Regions from separate parts of the Homo sapiens genome. Here regions 2 and 3 are each linked to region 1. Evidence: chromatin loops called from intact Hi-C (ENCODE). Cell type or tissue: endothelial cell of umbilical vein. All regions are shown on one strand. Each heading gives the region's core, and the rest is flanking DNA. Links, peaks and the distances in the headings are about the cores only. Region 1 overlaps LRRC8D (leucine rich repeat containing 8 VRAC subunit D). Region 2 overlaps LRRC8D (leucine rich repeat containing 8 VRAC subunit D). Region 3 has its middle 42 kb from the start of ZNF326.

Evidence for each region. A loop is a pair of places that touch in the nucleus more often than their neighbours do. Peaks named below come from ENCODE experiments on the same cell type or tissue, not always from the same donor. Only the 100,000 strongest peaks of a DNase experiment are listed, where the experiment ranks them.
Region 2: a loop joins it to region 1, with 5 times the contacts of the local background. A loop is called at or near these places in 29 of 110 quality-filtered maps.
Region 3: a loop joins it to region 1, with 7 times the contacts of the local background. A loop is called at or near these places in 12 of 110 quality-filtered maps.

Annotation. Positions count from the first base shown.
Region 1 is chr1:89,839,367-89,846,461 of GRCh38, reverse strand. LRRC8D (leucine rich repeat containing 8 VRAC subunit D) reads right to left here. Exons shown (of 3, transcript NM_001134479.2): 2 at 2,680-2,824. Among named protein-coding and RNA genes, the nearest start is that of LRRC8D-DT, 21 kb to the right of the region's middle. RefSeq lists silencers at 2,855-3,074, 3,598-3,892. In endothelial cell of umbilical vein, for the core only: a CTCF peak has its summit at 3,067 (motif pointing left); DNase peaks (open chromatin) are centred at 2,361, 2,821 and 3,091; H3K4me3 peaks cover 1,628 bases; H3K27ac peaks cover 1,118 bases.
Region 2 is chr1:89,904,942-89,912,036 of GRCh38, reverse strand. The region is part of intron 2 of LRRC8D (leucine rich repeat containing 8 VRAC subunit D); the gene reads right to left. Among named protein-coding and RNA genes, the nearest start is that of ZNF326, 87 kb to the left of the region's middle. RefSeq lists enhancers at 4,830-5,433, 5,434-6,035. In endothelial cell of umbilical vein, for the core only: no CTCF peak of the experiment used is centred there; DNase peaks (open chromatin) are centred at 3,116, 4,196 and 5,136; H3K27ac peaks cover 3,404 bases.
Region 3 is chr1:89,949,382-89,956,476 of GRCh38, reverse strand. No RefSeq gene overlaps it. Among named protein-coding and RNA genes, the nearest start is that of ZNF326, 42 kb to the left of the region's middle. In endothelial cell of umbilical vein, for the core only: a CTCF peak has its summit at 3,088; no DNase peak of the experiment used is centred there.

The DNA of each region.
Region 1 (7,095 bases), core at 1,271-5,270:
ATTTACTAATACGACCACTGACAAGTTACATCTCATCAGCCTGTTTCCTCTCTCCATAAACTGGAGAAAATGAATCCTACTTCACTACATCATTGAAAGGAGCAAGAAGAGTTTAGCTCTGTTGAAAGGAGTAAAAAAAAAAAAAAAAATACATCATATACACTGTGTAAACAGAACATGACAATCTAAAGGCCAGTTATGATTTCTGAGTTTAAATATCACTAGAATAGAAGGAGACTCTGTTCTTAAATGGGAGATTTGGAGGCTCACAAAAGCTGTTCTACTGTATCTTAGAGCAGAGTGACAGATGCTAAAGAAAGTCCCCAAATAAATTAATAAACTGGGGGGCAAGGAACACACATAGGTATAAAAGTAGAGGCAGTGGCTGGGTGCAGTGGCTCACTCCTGTAATCCCAGCACTTTGGGAGGCCGAGGCGGGTGGATCATGGGGTGAGGAGTTCTAGACCAGTCTGACCAACATGGATAAACCCCATCAATACTAAAAATACAAAATTAGCTGAGCGAGGTGGTGCGTGCCTGTAATCCCAGCTACTCGGGAGGCTGTGGCAGAAGAGTCGCTTGAACCCGGGAGACGGAGGTTGTGGTAAGCCAAGATCGCACCATTGCACTCCAGCCAGGGCAACAAGAGCAAAACTCCTCCGTCTCAAAAATAAAAAAAAAAAAGTAGCTGCAAAACACTATGGTTGTACAGGTCTTTCAAGAATCTCTCTTGACTGGCTGAGTGTGGTGGCCTCCCAGTATTTTGGAAGGCTGAGGTGGGCAGATCACTTGAGGTTAGGAGTTCGAGACCAGCCTGGCCAACATGGTGAAACCCTGTCTCTACTAAAAATACAAAAATTCGCTGGGTGTGGTGGCGTGCACCTGTAATCTCAGCTACTCAGGAGGCTGAGGCAGGAGAATCGCTTGAACCCAGGCGGCAGAGATTGCAGTGAGCTGAGATCACGTCACTGCACTCCAGCCTGGGTGACAGAATGAAAAACCGTCTCAAAATAAAAAGAATCTCTCTCGATTACTTTCTCACTTTTCATGACGTATTTGGCAAGAAGAGGCATAAACACAGCCATCTCACAATTAAATTCAAACTTACGAAGTTCATGTCTATCTAGGAAGGATAAGTTTAATTGTTCAGTTTTCATAGTGCATTTTGGCTACTTAATGCCATGTACTTATTGATTACATGTTTTGTACTCAAGCTGGTAAATTTGTACCACCCTGGTAAATTTTCCTTTCAAAGCAAACTTAATTATGTAGTAAATATGTTTTATGATAAAATTTTCAGCATCAGAATGCTATAGTCAGCATCCCACGTCATGAATGTAAATTCTACACCTAACCCTGACTCCTTAGATGGCTTGGCTACCCGATAAAGTGAAAGCGCGCAGTGTATGTGATACTGTGCTACACAGATTCACTTTTCCTCTGTGCTACAGGGAGAGATCTTCTTTGGCAGAGTCTCACTTTCCTCCCCTCTAGTCATATGCTCACATCCCTTCCTCGGAAATAAAAATTAAGAAGATGCTACTGGCTTTAACAGGGCTCAAACATTTAATTTGAGGCCATATAATGATCCCATCAAACTGATTATTCTCAGCCATCCCACTCCCCTTAGTGTCCTCCCCAAGACTAGAGTTTCACCAGGTAGATAAACAGGCGGTAAAACAAGGCTAGGCTTTCACTGGGGGGAGAAGTCAATCTGAGTTATTCTGGAGAAAGATTGGACCTGCCAGGGAAATAAAGATGCAAAACGTCTGTAGCATAAAACCAACCCTAGTGTTTTATTCTCCTATGAACATTTGAGATGGAACACGATGTGGAAGTGAAAGTATAATCTACCTGGTGAATTTGAGAAAAGTCACTCTCAATTTTACTTTGATGACAAATGGAATTAATAAAGATGCCTGGCTCATATGTTAAAGTACCTTCTGTCTCAGCGAGGAGGCCTGGCTCAGAAACCACAGTGGAGTTAACAAGCCAGACACCAGACTAAACATCTCAGAACTCGCTGCTGTGCCTCATTCCTGGTCCCTACCTTTCCGGTGTGTGCCTGCATCATTAATTCCCTCTGTTTGGCATGGCCTGGCTTTCCCAAAACAGAAACCAAGGAACCGGGGTCCTCTGTTTCAGCAGCTGAAGAGCTGATTTCTGAGCATGGACACTAAGATTCTTTTCTCCTGTCCACCTTACACTTCACCCACAACTCATCTTCTTCCTCTTCCCTACGTCCCAACCCCTTACCCTCCCACCACCCTGCCTCCCAGGACATTTATGTGTATGACCCCAGACCAGTAAGGGAGGAACAAAGAGCTGCTGCTTCAGGCAGCAGCAGCTGGAGGAGAGGGTGGAGAGGGCAGCTGGGGACTCCAGGAAGACTCCCCGAGCACTGGCAGCTCCAGCGCAGCCCGGGGCAGTCCAGCCTGGAAAGCGCCCTAGTGGAGTCCTCGCAGGCGGCTCCGCAGCGCACGCCCAGGGCCTTCCGCCGGCCCGAACCCAGGGCGGCAGCAGCCAGAGTTTGGCAGAGACCCCGGGTGAGAAGCCAGTGGTGGGGGGCGGGCAAGTGAAGCTGCAGCACAGAGCTGGAGATGCAGATCCGACACTAGCAGTGCTCCGTGCCGCAGACTTCCCGACCCGCTCCCTGGACCCAGACCCGACCCCGCGCACCTGGACCAAGCGGCCACCCTGTTCTCTCAGGGCGCTCTCTGGGGACGCGGCTTGGGCGAGCTCCGGAGGCTGGAACCACGGCGACAGGAGACTTCACTCCTCCATCCTGAGACCCGGCAGCACGTTATAGACAGCCGTGCACTTCCTGTTTGAAAACACAGGGGAGAGAAAGAGCTAGAGAGATCCAAGTGTCGGCAGCGGGGAGGAAGGAGTGCAGGGCGGCGGGGAGGCAAGACCAGGGGGTCACCGCTTGCATAACTGCCATGGTGGGCACCCAGCGCTCCCCTGGCCGTGGCGACCCCGCCGCACCGGCTGCCCGCGTGGTGCCGAGGTGGCGCGGCCTCGGCCCGGGCCCCCCCTGCTGGTGGCCTCGCTGCCAGCCACCCGCCCGCCCGCTCGCTCACAGCCCTTCCGTTTGCAGCTGCTGCTCGGGTTCTCCCCTCCCCACAAGTACCTAGATCAATGGACTCCACGCTTCCTCCGCCGGTGCCCAGTGTGATCGGCCTTCTTTTTCTTCCTTTCTTCACCCTCCCAACCCCCACCCCTACCCCCCAGAAAATAATTACCTCGGGGAAGGTGTAAAGACAAGACTGAGCCTTTGCAGGGGAGTAGGGGCTGGATTTATGCAAATTTTTAAAGTTCATAGCCACATCCCAGTATATCCACTACAGCTCAGCAGCTGTGAGAGATTCAAGATGGGAAATTACTTGTCTTGTGCCTCGCTGGCTCAAAAGAGAAAGCGTGCACACAGCTGCCAACACAGAGCAGCCAGGAACTGCAAAACAGTAACAACAACAAAACTACATAGTATCCTCGGTTCCTCCTAGGGTCTCTACTCAGATCAACCTGTCAACCTCATCCTCACAGTCTACCAACATTTATATATACCAATTCCACATGGAGCATAATCGCATGGTGCATTCTTCCAGAAAATGATTCCGTAGTTCTCTGTGCTATGTAATCACAGAGAAGTTCCATAGTCCTGGGATTACATTCATTCATTTTGTTGAACTCTGACTTAAGTGGACTTCAGTACAGTGTTAAAAAGAGTACACAGATGGCTTAAGAATCTGCTGTATGTAGAGTGTGCTGGCTATGGGGATTCGCATTTGTAACCTGCCTGCCCTTACATGCACAGTCTACCAGGTTAAAAAGCGCTTACAGGACTGTCTCTTGACAAACGGCTCCTTTTATTATCAAGCTGTTGGCATTCATGGTTCCATACTCAAAATGGAGAATGTAATACAAACAATAATCATTCTACATATGAAGCTCAGTTTTGACTGAAGCAGAAAGGAACGGATAGATATTAAGCTCCTACTCAGTGCTAGACAACATCTCATTTTAAATCCCTCTTGGCCTTAATATTTTCCAACAGATCTGCAAAAGTCATATTCCCAAGTGAGGAAACAGGGTCAGAGAAATTAAAAAACTGTTCCCATGGCTCTGGCAGAAAGTGGTCAAATGGAGAACTGAATACAGGTCTTTCCTGATTATAAAATCTGTACCATTTCCCCTACACTGCGAATTCCTACAATGATCACAAATTCTTTTTTTTTTTTTTTTTTCTGAGACAGAGTCTCGCTCTGTCGCCCAGGCTGGAGTGCAGTGGCGTGATCTCGGCTCACTGCAACCTCCGCCTCTCGGGTTCAAACGATTCTCCTGCCTCAGCCTCCCGAGAAGCTTAAACTACAGGCACACGCCACCATGCCCAGCTAATTTTTTTGTATTTTTAGTACAGATGAGGTTTCACAATGTTGGCCAGGATGATCTCGATCTCCTGACCTCATGATCCACCCGCCTCAGCCTCCCAAAGTGCTGGGATTACAGGCGTAAACCACCACTCCTGGCCAATGATCATGAATTCTAGGGAGAAAGTCCAGCACAGCAACCATCCTGTGATCCATCCCTTCATCTCTGAATGATCCTGCTACTTACCAGCTATTGCTGTTGTGGTAGGCAGTTTCTTTAACCACCTGAATAATACACACCTTAATTTCTCGGGCAGAGGATACTGGCTTTTTCCATTACCTACTGCTGGCTGTCAGCCTTTCCAGAATTACTTGGTGGCAAAAGTTCAAAAGGTTCTAGAATGGCTACTCATATGCCAAGGTACAAAGTCTGTCCAGTTCAGAACCTAACAAGCTGACTAAAATTCGATTCCTGCATTATTTTTTCTCTAACTGGGGCTCTTTAAGAAAGTGGCAAATGATGTTCACAAAAACACACATGGCTTCAAGTTGACATTCTCTCATTTTCTGTTTCCTTCTGCTATAACACTTAGTTCACAATCACCTGTCAGTAGCATGCTGCTATGAGGCTCCTGACGCAACCAAATGAAAAGGTGATTAAGAGTCTTGTGCACTCACAAAAAAAAGGGGGGGGGTGGTCTTGACAATACTGAGGCCTCCAGACGATGAACTACACCTCACCCACCCTTTTCTCCTCACCTCACAGACTTGAATTGTAGTGCACCCAGATGACCATGGCCTTCAAGTACAAAGGCAGGGGCGGGGAAGAAGACTGCAAGGACCAGTGAGATGCATTCCTGTCCACTAGGCACTCGCAGTCTAAGGAGGGCTTCTTACTAAAAGACTTCTCAAGGGATCTTAGCATCCTTTTAGGGTCTAGCTCTGTTCACCTTTTTCCTTCTCTCAATCCTTTGCTTACCGTGGTCCTGGCAACTCTTCATGTCTTTTCACAAACTTAATACTTCTTCCCAAACAGCTACCACATATTTTCCACAAAGTACTCAGTGTGGGGAGTGGGGATGTGAAGCAGGGCATTTAGCTAGAAACTTCTCTCATTTTAAAAACCCTGTCAATTATTACCATGTTTTTAAGGACACAATTATGTTTTGAAATATCTTTTGGTATCCCTCCTTCATTTTTGTTACTCATTATCTAAGAGCCCAAGGAAAACCTCTGAAGAAAAATATTTAAATTCTTAAGAAAAGGCAAAGGAAAACTTAAACCTGCAGAGCCTTTGTTTTTTATATTTGGGACTCATGCGATTAGACTATCTAACTTCTTAAAATCTCTCTTAGGAAAAATTCAAAGTCATTAATCTAAAAACAGTTAACAGTAGACTATTCCTATTTTGTCCAAGTACTGTACTGAGTGATAATTTAATGATATATAGGAGAGTTTGTATGGTTTAATAGGTAACAAAATACAGAAGAGCATTTGGTGGGAGACTAACAATGGTATTCGCCTATGCTGCTATGTCCACACCCAAATGTCTAATACTCTCCCCTCCAGAGCAGTGGCCAGCTGTGGGGGAAGGGCAGCCACATTTCTCTTTCTTAGGCTCCCTATAAACCCAAACCCTCCTCCTTATCAAAAATATTTATTAACATTCACTCTGTACGACTCCCAAAGTTTACAGTTTGGAGAATACAACACAGCCCCTGACATTTCCTAATCCTAACTACCATGAGGCCTGAACACCATCTCATACTTTCCCCTGGTCAGCTATTCGCCCGCTCCTTCTGTGTTTCATGCAGAAGTGTTTCTTTCTCATAGCCGCTGTTATGCTTTTGTGTGTGTGTGTGCATGCGCACGTGTGTGTGTGCACGTGTATGTATATATATTAAAATCACAACCTCATAAAAAGAAAAAATGCGCTCTCAGGTAGGCACAAATTATGCCACAAAAGATTTTGGAAAAATGTGGAAGGTTCACTTTGAAAGTCTCCACTCCCTAAGTACCATAATCCCCAGATGAAGAGACCAACACTGTGAAAGCCATTTTAGAAGCTCCAAATTCAGTTTCAAGAAATAGCTTTTCTGAGGACTAATGGGTGTGGAGGAGGAGATGATAAACTCATCTCTAAAAAACAATGCTGCTTATCTTTCTTCATCTTAAGAAAGATCTTAGTTTGGCGGTTAAAAATGTTTGCCACAAGCAATTCTCTGTGTGAATATCAGGAGTCCTGGTGATTATTACACATGGATTTTACAAACAAGAAAATAAAAAATGACAAGCTGTCTGGTTGCCAAAGAGATGACCCTCTGCACTATCAGCCTTCACAGCAGTGTCCCTACCTTGTCTTCACCTCCGGGGTAGCACATGCAACAGGATTTTCTGGGAAGGAGGTCTCTGGCACTCACATTCACTTCCTGGTCTCTGCAAAACCTGAACCATGGCTTTCAAGGAAGCCTTTCGCAGAGCCAACTGGCTGGCCTGATTGGCATTTACCCATAGAGGATTATTAGCCATCTTTAAAGAACCAGAGTAAGTGTCATTTCACATGACAAAATGCAGCAAGGGGTCGCAAATCATGTTTAAAAAAAAATATGCCTGTAAGATAGTTTCCTGATTTTGAGAAAGCAAGAAGGAAAGCACTACTTAAAGCACCCCACAGCATGACTTAGAAGATCCAACCACCAGGCAGGTAGGGCCAGGGTGGCTACAG
Region 2 (7,095 bases), core at 1,836-5,835, 65 kb before region 1:
ACTAATCCACATATGCAGGATGAGATAATCCAAGGAGAGCATACACAGAGAAAAAAGGCCAATGGCAGAATCCAGGGGATCACTAGCATTTAGGGAACTGGGAGAAGAAAAGCATTCAGCAGAGGAGAGGAAGAAGGGTGGGTCAGAGGACAAGAACTATGAAGAGAATGTTGGCCTAGAAGCCAAAAGAGGCAACCCCTTCAGGAAGAGAGTGGTAAGCAGCATTGCAGGTGTCAAAAGCAAGTCACGCACGTTAAGGGGCAAAAGTGACCGCTGGATCTGGCAGCTGAGAGTCACCTGACACTTTGGCCTGAGCACTTTCGGTGAAAAAGTCTGGCTCACGTGTGCAAGGGTATGTGGGAAAGTGAATATTCACCTCTCAAATCTCAGCTGGGGATGAAACAAAAGGCTGGTACAACAGCAAGCGGGGGAGGCAGGTATGATGGGAGGGTGTATTTTTCAGGATAGGAAAGGAGTAGAGGGGTAAAAGTTGGAAGTAGCAGGGTGAGAGAGTACCAAGATGTTTTTCTTACGGCTACTTGTTTCTTATTTTGAACATAAAGTCAAATTATACAAACACATTTCGACAAGGAGCTATAACTCAAGTATGCGGCATGTTGCTATGACTTCATAAAACTACAGAGATTAAGGAATTCAGAATCCCATGGAAATTCTTAAACAGAGTTTGGACATATGTTGTTTGATTTTCCCTTCAGCAAACTGGTAAACATTAATCTTGCTAACCACCATATTGCTTATCCCGTCATAAAATTTTAAAAGGTTCTTTTTTGAAAAGTCTAAAGGGAAAAAGGTAACTTGCAAAATAATTCCACAAACTATATAACTAAAAAAAAAAAAACCCCAAAAATGCATGGACATATGAGTGAGTAGCTCTGTATATATTCAAGTAATCCAAGCAGTGTCAGGCTTTCTCACCCGCTGAAACTCCCTGGGAAGGTCAAGCATTCAGAGAACTCAGGTCAGATTACACTGAAAAGAAGGTGGGAAAAGAAATATTTAGCATTTCTAAGGAGAGTGTCAGTGACCTACAGCGGCTAGTTTACTTCTCATTTCCTTGACCATGGTATACAGGGACAAAGATGAGGTAGAGAGGGGAGGAGCTGTGCACTGCTGGCATATTTACAGGAAAATCTTGGGCTGTATCTTGCCATTCAACACTGAGGCTACTGCTAATAGGCAGGGGAAGACAGGAAGAAAATTACCCCTCCTGAATAACCAAGCACTTACATACTTGAGCCTATTAAATTGTCCTATCCATCCTGAGCAGTGGTATTACTGCTTCAGTTTTACTGAGAGAAAACAGGTTTTGAAAGTTTGAGTAATTCGACCGAGATCACACAGCTAATACAAGGTGGACCAGGATTCAAACCCAGATCTGACTGACACTATGAAGCCCATACCTGCCCCCTCAGCTTATTTTAAACTAGAGATTAACTCAAATTAAATTAAATTTGCTTCTACAAATTAAAAAAAATCACTAGAAGGAACCCTTAAAGTGAAGGTGACAAAATGCTGGTAGTCAAAGGCTGCCTAAGGGCACAAGGAGTAAAGTCTTAAAAAATGAAACAACAACCCAACTGTCATTTAATAACAATATTACCTAAGGTCTTTATCATAATCTCACTTTTTAAAAGACAATTCCATGGATTCCAACTAATCTGATCCTCACAAACTACTATGAGACAAACAAATAATATCAACTTTATTTTATAGCCAAGAAACTTGTTACAAGGAAATGGCAGAATGGAGATGAGAATTCCAGACTTCTACAACATCCAGTGTGCTGGAACAGTCCTCCAGTAAGTGTCATAGTCTCAAAGTTTTTAAATCTTACCTTCAAAAAGTTGTTAACAAAGTCAGACCAAATATTCGGTATAATCTCTTCACTAAATTTAGGCTGTGAAGATTTATTTTTTATTCTGAATTCATTAAAGTGTAACCATAATTCTTAAAAGAATAAACAACTCACTTAGGCCTACTGGTTCGTAAGTACAAAATATGTACTGATCACCCACTATAAGAAGAATAGTACCTTAGCTATGATTTTAAGAACATGAAAGGAGGGGCTAAGGGACTTAAATTAGAGCCAAGATTCTTACTCAGTGAGGGGATTTGGTATATTTACTGAATTCTTTTTTTTTTTTTTTTTTGAGACGGAGTCTTGCTCTGTTGCCCAGACTGAAGTGCAGTGGCATGATCTCGGCTCACTGCAAGCTCCGCCTCCTGGGTTCATGCCATTCTCTTGCCTCAGCCTCCTAAGTAGCTGGGACTACAGGCGCCCGCCACCACGCTTGGCTAAGTTTTTGTATTTTTAGTAGAGACGGGGTTTCACCGTGTTAGCCAGGATGGTCTCGATCTCCTGACCTCATGATCCGCCCGCCTCGGCCTCCCAAAGTGCTGGGATTACAGGCGTGAGCCACCGTGCCTGGCCCTACTAAATTCTTATAATTCTATTTTGCCAGATAAATTTCCTATGCTGCTCCTGAACGATGTACCATTGGAACCCCATATACATCCTCTGTCTCTTAAATTAGGAAATGAAAAAAAAAATGGCACTGGTAAAATATATTTCTACCTATTGGTTTTAGTTATGGAGTCAGGGGCTACATAATCAAACTCCAAAAATGGCATCCTAATCATCTATACCAAACAGCTACTGTCTGTAAACAATGATATGTGAGAAGGCAGTGTGTTTCCTAAATGCCTCGGGACTTTATTACTAATGACACAATCACAAGCAGAAGAAAAACCAGACCTGAATTGCACAAGCATACCCAGAGAGATAGTAATACCACAGATATAAATTACAGGCCTCCTCTAAATCAGATACTGTCATCAATCTCACATAGAGCTTCCTGCCCAGTGAAATCTGCCTTAATTGGTTTTCATTCTGTTGTTATTGTTGTTGAAAAACTGAAAGAGAGCGAGCCATCTCAGGCAGCATCATGGGAATTTCAGACACACACACAGACACACAGACACACACACACACGCAAACACACCCACTCCTTTAAAGCTCAAATGAGTGCATCTAGATTTCAAGGAAATACTAACAAGGAACACGTTGAGGGTATTTTCCACTGGTTTAAAAATAAAGCATTCTACCCTTTAAAAAAATAAATCCCCAAATTATAGAAACAGGAAGCAGCAGCTGGATTTATCATCCTTCATTTCCTCTGAGAGTCACAGTAAGGAACTCCCCATTGAGACAGAAGCCATGGAGAGGTTAGCCCCTCCTGCCTGGACCCACATATCCACATGCTGCTGCTGCTGGTCCAACATGGTCAATGGTCGGCCAATTCAAAATCAAACTTGCTTTGTCTTATAAAGCATTCTGTGTCTAAGCCCTGCATTTTGATAAAATGAAAAACCTGACTAGCATTTCAACACACATACATAACTGGTCTTAGAAGGGCCTCACTCTCATTTCTCATGAAGTTGTCTCTTTCCTGGGCTCACCCAGGAGGGCTTTAGGGACCTGAGGACCTAAACACACAACAGAAGATGCAACAGATTCAACAGATGATGATGATAACAACACCCCTGAGGGACTCTGCAGCCTTGATCTAGTGGCTGTACTGGAAGAAAGCAAGAGGGCTGGCTGGGTTCTAGTCTTCTTTCATCCATTTGTGATTATGGTTGAAATACTTAGTCTCGCTCAGCCTCAGTTCTTGTGTCTATGAAATGACAATGAGACCACCTATTTCACAGAGGTGTAACGAGAAGTGAGATGATGAATATGAAATACTTTGTAAATTACACAGAAATAACAACAGACTAGAGTAATAGCAATCTATATACCTGCATAAGGTGGCTTTGCCAGTTTCAAAGCTTTCACAAATATTATTTAGGTTGATCCTTAAAATGATACAGTTGGGTGGGTGGTAATGACATCATCATCATCATCATCATCACTATTATGAATGTTTTATAAATGAGCTAGTGTAGAGGAACATAATGGGAAAGTTGTGTCCTAACTCATTTGCATGAATTCACATCATTTAAAAACATTTCTGGCAACATACGAGTGGTAAGTACATGGCTGGGAGTTATGAAAGCCACTCACATTTCAGGGCTGCTACTCTAGGCAAATCCCTTAACCTCTCCAGGCAACATGATTCATCTATCTGTCACTGGGTTGGTGGGAGACAAACATAAATTAGACCTGGTTCAATCTCTTGAAGAAATCAGTTGGCGCAAGGGGGCTGGTGGTGATGGTGGAAAGAAGTGACATATAAACACATTAATTACAAAACAGTGTTTACTTAAAATATGGAGTATGAACAAAATGCTGTGGGGTCACAAAGTAGGAAATGACTAATTTTGGGGGACTCATGAAATAATTCCTCTAAGTTCTTTGTAAACTGAGAAAAGAAGGAAATCAGACTACAAATTGATCAATGTCCCTTTTGAGGCTAAAACTCTGAGAAAATGAGGCTTAGAAAGGTTGTCAGTAATCTCAATAGACAGTGTGATTCCTCTTCCTCATCTGCTCATAGGCAATACACGATTTAAAACAACTGACTGGCCGGACATGGTGGCTCGCACTTGTAATCCCAGCACTTTGTGAGGTTAGGTGGGTGGATCATCTGAGGTCAGGAGTTCAAGACCAGCCTGGCCAACATGGCAAAACCCCGTCTCTACTAAATATACAAAAATTAGCCAGGTGTGGTGGTCTGTGCCTGTAATCCCAGCTACTCAGGAGGCTAGGCAGGAGAATCGCCTGAACCCGGGAGGCGGAGGTTGCAGTGAGCCAAGATCACACCACTGCACTCCAGCCTGGGCAACTGAGTGAGACTCAGTATCAAAAAAAAAAAAAAAAAAAAAAAAAAGACACAGTGGAAGACAGGAAGCCCAACACCTGAAAGATAGATGGGAAGCCCTTTGGGACCCTTTGTGTTCTGAACGTGATACATGAAAATAGCCTTCCTGCATGAGTAAATGCTGACAGATTTGTTTGGAGGAGTTGAGTTACCCATTCTTCTGTTTCTTACAGACTAACACTTGAATTAAGATGAGCTAGGGTACATGATACAAATTCAGATTCTTGGCCTCCACCCAGACCTATTCCTTTTCTACATGAGCCCCCACAGACCTTCAGAAAATAGCCGTTGACAGGTTGGAATGCAACGAACAGGAAAAGCAAACTATATGCAGCCTGGGAGGCCTTGCTAGCAAGGCTGAGCTGAGATGACTCAGCAGGTTAGAGCTGTGACCGTTCACTTCTGTAGTCATTACTCCAGTTCTTATCCAGTGCCTACTACAAATGCATGCACACAGGCTGGTCATACTCCAGAGCCCATCTAAGAATAACATGGAGTGGCTAACACAACTTGGCACAACACACAGGCAGGTTTTTCCAAAGAATGCCAGCCTTGGGTCCTGGGTGACAACTGGCTCCCAAAAGTTTGGCTGAGAAAGCCAACACACAGGACAGGCATTGTGAGCAAGCAGCAACCTGGCCAGTCACAGTCTACTTTAAATTCCACAAAATCTTGTTCTTTAGAAAGGGAACAGAAGTTGGGGAAAATAGAAAAGGCAGAGTCAGGGGTGGGATTTTGGGGTTGTTTCAGTTAAGTACTATAAACCAGTTTCCAAAGCTATGAAATTACTAACAGGGATAATGATGAATTCCCTTCAGTGATGATAGCGGCTCTACAGCGATGCTCGAGCTTCTGTTTGAGCTGACTGTTGACATACAGCATACTCTGCTTATATTGAGGGTAAAATTCACCTTTGGGCTACAGTGTGTACAGTACCAGATGTCTTGTTCTGTTTAGCATTTTATAAAGAGGAATTGTTCCGCTCATTTTCTTTAGTCAAATAGGGATTTTTTTAAGCCTAAAAGTGATGCTTGAAAGAAGATTCAGATGTGAGAAGTAAACAGCAGTTGGGGGGCAGTTAAAACACCAGGGAACAATGCGGCTGCCCCATAAAAATGTGCTCCCACTTGCATTTACAGCCTTAGCTAAAGCTGCGAAGAAGGACAACTGTTCAAATACAATTGTAGAGAGGTCTTCTCTTCCTTCCCCATTCAATGTCCCTGGTAAGCAGGGGTCAGGTCTCAGCTACCTTTGAAGACCCTACTGCAGGTGTTGAGGTAAGAGGACACTTACTCACTCTCTTCATGTTACATCGCCAAGAGAGAATTCCTTACAATACACCGGGCCTTCCTTGCTGCCCCCTCACTAATTCCTCCTCTTCGTCCTCTTTGAGATTTGCCTGTCTGCAAAGGTCACGAATTCTGGACTCCTCTCCTGCTGGGGGAAAGCAGCTTTCCCCTGCAGGGTACCAGCTTCCATTATTCTGGCATGCCAAGAAAAGGTGGGTAGTTTTATCTAATTCAGGGATAAAATTTCTGGAGGCCTACTTGGCTGCAGACCCAAAGCCATATTCTCCAAAGTGCATCATCAGTAATAAAGATGATATTTTGCAATCTACCAGCCTGACTCCTTTATCTTTCTAACTGGTGTGGAAAGAGGGGTTATTCACTTGGCTCCCTCAAACTTCAATAGTGGGTAGTTTTCCTTGCTTTGTATAGCTCACAGCTTTCAGTGAATATTTATTAAAGATATATGTGCAAAAATGTGGTGAGAGGGAAACAAATCTGTTTGGTTTTATTTGTTCATGAATGAGTATTTGACCATATTCCATCCCATAAAAGTCTTGGGAGGCAGTCCAAAATATGATATCCAATTTCTGTGTGAATTCTTAGAGGGAAACAATTAACATATATTCAAAAGAGAAACAGCCCTATTAAAAATATTATTGATGTCTTAGCACATGGAAATAGGTTTTTGACCCTTGTAGAGCATTAGCCCCTTGAAAAGTTTCTTCAAACTATTTTCTAAGCCAAATGACACAGGTGAAAACTTAACTCTTAAGAGGCTTCTTTTATGTGTGCTGAAATAAATCTGAAGGGCAGCATGACATTTCTTTCCAAGTTCCTTTTCATTTTTACAACCAACTATTTTAAACTATCAATCCTTTATAAAAGGGTTATTTAAAACCTCCAAAATCAAGTACTTCCATGTAAAAATTCGTTTGCCTGCAACTAAAAAATCAGCTGTGCAT
Region 3 (7,095 bases), core at 965-4,964, 110 kb before region 1:
TTTGTAGAGACGGGGTCTCACTATGTTGACCAGTCTTTGTTTCTCAGTCTTTTCTTCAATCCAATTGAATTAAATTGAATTATCTCTTCATGGTTGTCTTCCTCAGTAGATTATGAGATCTTTAAGGTCAGAGACCAAAAACAATTAATTTGCATAGAACTTGACATAGAGTCTGCCACCTACCAGCCTGACCAGTGTGGTGAAACCCCGTCTCTACCAAAAATACAAAAATTAGCCGGGCATGGTGGCACCTGCCTGTAATCCCAGCTACTCAGGAGGCTGAGGCAGGAGAATCACTTGAACCCGGGAGGCAGAGTTTGCAGTGAGCAGAGATCTTGCCACTGTACTACAGCCTGGGCGACAGAGTGAGACTCTGTCTCAAGAAGAAAAAAAAAAAGAAAAGAGTCTGCCACCTAAAGGCATTTAATTAGCATTTGTGAAAGAAATAGTAGTCCAGTTGGTAATTTCCCCACTGCTTGCAAGACCTCACAAAAGGCCTTGTAATAAAAACAATTAAATCTCATGTGACCCAGGTGTGTCAGGAATGCCTTCCTATTCTGCTATGTGGATGAGTTTTGCTAGTTTTCAAGGTTTAGTCAAGGCAAAGGAGATAGCTTGTCTCCTACGATTAGCGAGTCATCTGCTAGCCTGTGGAGGGACAAACAGGTACGATACTCCTTCGTCACTCATCACAATGGTCATGGCAGACACTTCTATAACAAAAGACAAGTTAGCAAGAGAAAAGCATGACAAATTTATTTAACAAAGTTTTAAATGACATGGGAGACTTCAGAAATGAAGAACCAAAGACCCAGGAAAAGCTGGGTATTCTTATGCTTAGGTTTGCTGACAAATGGACAGTCACGTAGAAATGAGATTGGACAACAAGGGTATGCTGCAATAATGGTAATCAACTGAGGGGAATGCAGCAAGGCCTGTCTGTTCTGCTTCTTCTTGGCCCCCTATGTAGCTCTGGGTATAGCACAAGACACTTGTCACATGAAGGTCTTCAGGGAAGAGGGGAGAATGTCAGAGAGTGACATTTCTAGGTTTTATGGCCTGCTTCAGGGGAGAGGAGTTAGAATTTCTATGACCCATCTTGAGGAAGACTTATTCTGGTTTTATGAGTTGCTTCAGGGGAGAAAGAGAGTCTGGAGATAGGAGGGTGGGAGAAGGTCGGAAATATGTTGCTTCTGAGGCCCTTGCAATCTCCTTCAGTTCAAAGTACTCAGCATGCCAAAGCACCACACTTTAGGGCACTGTGTTTTGAGCCCCAACACCAGTAAACTCCTCCTTATCTTAGTTATGGGGGGGAGTCTGGCCTGTAACCCTCTCGGACCCATCTCTGCTAGGGACCACCAACTGATCAGGATATTTGTTTCTCAAACACATATGCATCCATTTCCGCAAGCTCAAACACCCTCTGGACACTAATCTTTTCCAAAAAAATGTAGATAAGCATTGCAAAATCATTCGGAAGAGGAGGACCAACAGTTATAACCCTCTCTGAGTAACCTGCTCCCTACGACCATATGAGGAAAGGAGGTGAGCAGACGGGACAAGGACTCACAATTTAGACCTTTACAAGATATCCCAAATGGCTGTTACCTTGCTCTCTGTCTCCTCAGGTTTCTGCTGTCCTCCTCTTCGATCTTCCCTCTGAGATTCCTTTTCTAATGATCCCATCCCTTTGCCTCAGAAATCAGTCCCATTCTCAAAAAGAGAAAGTGGTCCCAGTTGCTGCTGTCTCTTCTTATGAAGTGCAAAGATGAATGCCTTGGGCTTCTGCTGAGTGTTAAAGGCAGATTCCCTTGGCTTATCCTTCTGCTGACTCTAAAGTGGGAGGAATGTGGCTACCCCTGTAGTGGAACTTCTTGAAATGCTTTTCCCCCTTGGGCAGTGAGGGCTGATGGCTGAGGCCAATTTCCTCCTGAAATACCTAAGGACAAATATTTCCCCATAATCAGTATTGCTCATCTTTCAAAGACAATGGGGGTCAGTAACACAGGAGCAAAGTATTTTTCAGGCTTTTTAAATTTTTGGAGCTGAAATATCACTATGTTGCCCAGAACGGCCTCCAACTCCTGGGCTCAAGTGATTCTCCTGCCTCAGCCTCCTGAGTAGCTGGGATGACAGGCATGTACTCTAGCCCCATGCCTGGGTTTTTTTTTTTTTTCCCAGCATATTAATATGTTCTTCACTTCACCCTATTATATCATTGTGGTAAAGGAGTTTCTGTTGTCTTCCTGGCCCTTTTCAGTTCAAAAGTCTGTCAGTTGAGAATGTTTGTTTACTTCCTACCACAGAGTTTTTTTTATCCTAAAAGCTCTCCCTAGATGGAGTGGGGGTGGGGAGGATCTCCCTTATCCTGCCAAGCAAACTAAATAGAAACTTGAAAGTTTACATATAACTGGAGTGGGGTGGCTCAGATGCCTGTAAACCCAGCACTTTGGGAGGCTGAGATGAGAGGATTGCTTGAAGCCAGGAGTTCAAAACCAGCCTATGCAACATAGCGAGACCCTGTTTTTTCCAAAAAAGACAGAAAGAAAGAAATTAGCTAGGTGTGGTGGCACACACCTGTAGTCCCAGCTCCTCAGGAGGCTAAGGCAGGTGGATCGCTTGAGTCCAGGAGTTCAAGGTTACAGTGAGCTATGATCATGCCACTGTACTCCAGCTTGGGTGACAGAACAAGATCCTGTCTTTCTCTAAAATAAAAATAAAATAAAGTAAAATAAAAACAATAAATAATTTTTAAAAAATTTTAAAGAAGTTTGCATACAGAATTAGCAAGATAATTATAAAGGCTATGTTTATGGATTTGTAATTGCCTAACAGGTTCTTACCCACTGCACAGGTAAATGCAATTCACTGAGACAGTATTATTGCAGTAAAGAGTTTAATTAACACAAGGCCAGCCAAGCAGAACTGAAGTTATTACTCAAATCAGTCTCCCCAGCAACTCAGAGGCCAGGGTTTTTATGGATAATTTGGTGGGTAGGGAGCAAGGGAAGGGGTGCTGCTCATAGGTTAGGAATGAAATCACAGGGGTGTGGAAAACAATTACGTGCACTGAGTCAGCCTCTGGGTGGGGCCACAGGACTGGCTGAAGCCTGAGCCTCAGGTCTGGGTGAGGTCAATCAGTTGCCAGAATGTAAAAATCTGAAAAGTATCTCAAAAGACCAATTTTAGGTTCTACATTAGTGATGTTATCTACATGAGCAACTGGGGAAGTCACAAATCTTGTGACCACATGACTCTGACCACATGACTCCTGAGCAGTAAGGATTATATAAAATATGCCTGTAGTTTAGCAGAATTCAGGCCCCTCCCATAATCTTAATCTTGTGGTCTCTCAGTCTTACAAAGGTGGTTTCAGTCTGTTAATAAAGAGATTACTTTTAGAAAAGGACTATTATCATCTTGCTTTAAAGTTAAACTATAGGCTGGGAGTGGTGGCTCATGCCTGTAATCTCAAGCACTTTGGGAGGCCGAGATGGGAGTATGGCTTGAGACCAGCAGTTTGAGACCAGCCTGGTCAACATAGCAAGACCTCATCCCTATTTAGTTAAAAAAAAAAAAAAAAAGGTAAACTATGACTATATGACTAAATTCCTCCCATGGTTAGCTTGGTCTATGCCCAGCAATGAGGAAAGACAGCCAGGCTGTGAGGCTAGAAGCAAGATGGAGTCAGCCATGCTAGACTGGTCTCGCTATCATAATCTCTGCAAAGGTGGTTTCAGATTCAGGGCCTTGCTCTACAAAATGTCCTTAAAAATATGATGCCTTCAATTTCAGAGGAAATAGTGAGATTTCTAAACAACATGTGACTTTTTGCCTAGGAGCTAAAAGCTTTCAACTCCTCTTCTTCCATCACGCTATCTGCAAGATGAAAGGAACCAATCTACGATTTCTAGCAGATTCTTGGAATTTGTAATTCAACTAATGCCTACCAAATATCTGCCATGTGCAGTACTGGGTGGTGAAAATGCAATTTTGTATCATTTAGGCATAATTCTCATGGTATCTACAACCTTGCTTTGAGCAATAACATACTAGGACAAAGGTTAACACAAATAATATTATTTCTTTTGCCATGTCAACCTAACAGCAAAAGAAGAAAACATTTCTCCAAAATGACTTATCCGAAAGACCCTAAGCCTTACTGGAGATTCTCAAGGAATAAGTCACTGTGGTTCAGAAGTTAATGGAAAAGCATTCCAAATTCCTTCTGTTCTTTCCTTCAATAGTGACTTCACTTAACCTTGATAGTGACAAAGAGACTTCGTCAAGGAAAAACAACTGTGAAAGGAAAAAGGAATTTGAAGAGTAATTCAATCTTAACCATCCTTTCAACTGGAAATTTGAGCTTATAAACAGTGCCAGAAAAATGTGTTAGAGACATAGCTGGAAAAAAAATGTAACTTTTTCTTAAACTCCTGCAAATGACAGAATTAGTCATAGGAATCAAAAAGGGAACAATCTCTGAGGGAGAAACACTGCTATTTCACTAGTGGGTCTTCAGAAATACCCTAACTTTCCACTCATCCCTGTTCTAAGAAATCATCTACCTCCACTGGAAAATTCCAGGCATAGGCAAAATAGTCTATTTAACTTGCATTATAATGTAAAACATCATTTGCCAGAGTAGTTACATCGCTTATCCAGATATTCTTTTCTTACCTAACACATTATTACCAAAAATATTCTAAAGTCTTAGATGCATTTGCCCTTCTCTCTTCATTTTAACGTCAGATTCTAAATGAAATTTGCATCAGCATACATACAAATGAATGTTTTAGAAGTTAAGTTATTCTTCATAATTTTCTATTTGTCTGAAATACAAGTTGTTATTTTTGTTGTTGCTGTTTTACCTCTCAGGAAATGGTGTCACCTGGTATGTGTTGATCAAAACATAAATCTAGTTGACATTCTTGATTTCTCTTTCTCACCTTCACTTGAACCTCCCAGGTTCCAGCGATTCTCCTGCCTCAGCCTCCCAAGTAGCTGGGACTACAGGCGCCTGCCATCATGCCCGGCTAATTTTTTTTGTATTTTTAGTAGAGATGGGGGGGTCTCACCATGTTGGCCAGGCTGGTCTCGAACTCCCAACCTTGTGATCCGCCCGCCTCAGCCTCCCAAAGTGCTGGGATTACAGGCGTGAGCCACCCTGCCTGGCCATATTTGCATTTTAAAAGAACATTGTATAATATACAGATAAGTGGTAAAATGTATGCTAATAATTAAAAAAATTTTTTTTTATTTAGAATGCTATTTGGTAACCAATTAAAAACACTGTGACAAGAGAAAGAATGAGGGAGAAAGGATAAAACTTTTTATTTTAGAAAATGGCTTATTTGGCTTGGTGCGGTAACACACACCTATAATCCCAGAGCTTTGGGAGGCAGAGGCAGAAGGATCGCTTGAGGCCAGGAGTTTGAGACCAGTCTGAGCAACATAGCAAGGCCCTGTCTCTACAAAAAAAAAAAAAAAAAAAAAAAAAAAATTAGCCCCTCGACATGCTGTTGCCTGCCTATAGTTCTAGCTATTGGGGAAGCTGAGGTGGGAGGATCCCTTGAGGGTAGGAGTTTGAGGCAGCAATGAGCTATGATTGCACACTGCACTCCAGCCTGGGCAACACAGCAAGACCTTGTCTCTTAAAAAAAAATTTTTTTTTAAAGAAAGAAACTGACTTCTCTAACCTCTAACTTGCTTCTAGCTATAGTCTGCAAGCTGTCCCAAGGGGCTTTCTTTAAAGGGACCAAAGCTTCTAACCACCTCCAAAATTATCAAAGTACATTCGGAATGTACTGTGTTGAGTATTTTCTCCAGTCTGGTATCACTTTTCTTTAATATTAAGATTGACTTGTTAACCAAACCTTCTCAAGGTGGAATAGCAGCACAAAGTTTGAGAGGAGATTGTTCTCTGCTTGCTCCAGGCTGAAACCAAGGATTATCCAGACCAGAACAACTTGGTAACCACAGGTTAGATATGCAAATTTAAAGTTTAACTTTATGCAAACAGTGCAACACAATCCAGGGACAAGGTCCATAAAGAAAGGTCCTGACACCTTTGCCTTTTTGTGTCTTGATGACTCTGGATCATTGAGACCTTTAGGTTTTGGCCTCCATGAAGAGATATCAGAAAAATAAAAAATGCTTTCTTTTCCTCTTGGCCCCATGGCACAAAGTTAGCCAGCCAACAAAAACGATTAACAGAGCTTCCTAAGCACAAAGCCCTGAGGAGGGAAATAGAATGGAGTGAGAAGGCATTTCACCTGGGGCTGCATGATGGCTGGTAGAAATCCTGGGATGTGAAGTCACAAGCTCACTTCATATCAGCTGTGTGACCTTAAGCAAATTCCCCTGTCTAGGCTTCAGTTTTTTCATTTATAAAGTGGGATCAATGATATTTGCCCTGCCTGCCTAGTAAGATTGTTGTAAAAATTAAGACAAGATCTTTTATGGGAAAGTGCTTTTTAACAGTAAAAACATGCAGAAAGGTATAAGATCTAGAATGATGCATTCTGGAAAGCATTTTCAAATTAATGCATTCAGTTATTTAACAGATGTTTATTAAGCACCTACAACAGGCCAGGTTCTATTCTAGGTGTTGGAGATAAATCTGGGAACAAAAATAAATAAATATCTCTCTTTTTATAGAGTTTGTAGTTAGCCAAGGAAAAAAATTATGGGAAAAAAGTAAGAGTGAGGCTGCAATTTTAAATAGGATGGTGTGGCAGATTGTTACAACAGTGGTCCCTCATAAATCATGCCTTCTTATGTCCGCACACCCTCAAAAATGGGCTCTGTTGTTCCTAACTTGCCAGTCAGGAGCCAAGGGCCTGAGAGATCTTGAAGCTTCCACTTTTTTTTTTAAGGTACAGGGTCAGCTGGGCACAGTGACTTATGCCTGTAATCCCAGCACTTTGGGAGGCCAAGGAGAGTGGATCACTTGAGGCCAGGAGTTCAAGACCAGCCTGGCCAATATGGTGAAACCCCGTCTCTACTAAAAAATACAAAAATTAGCCGGGTGTGCTGGTGCATGCCTGTAGTCCCAGCTACTCAGGAGCCTGAGGCAGGAGAATCGCTTGAACT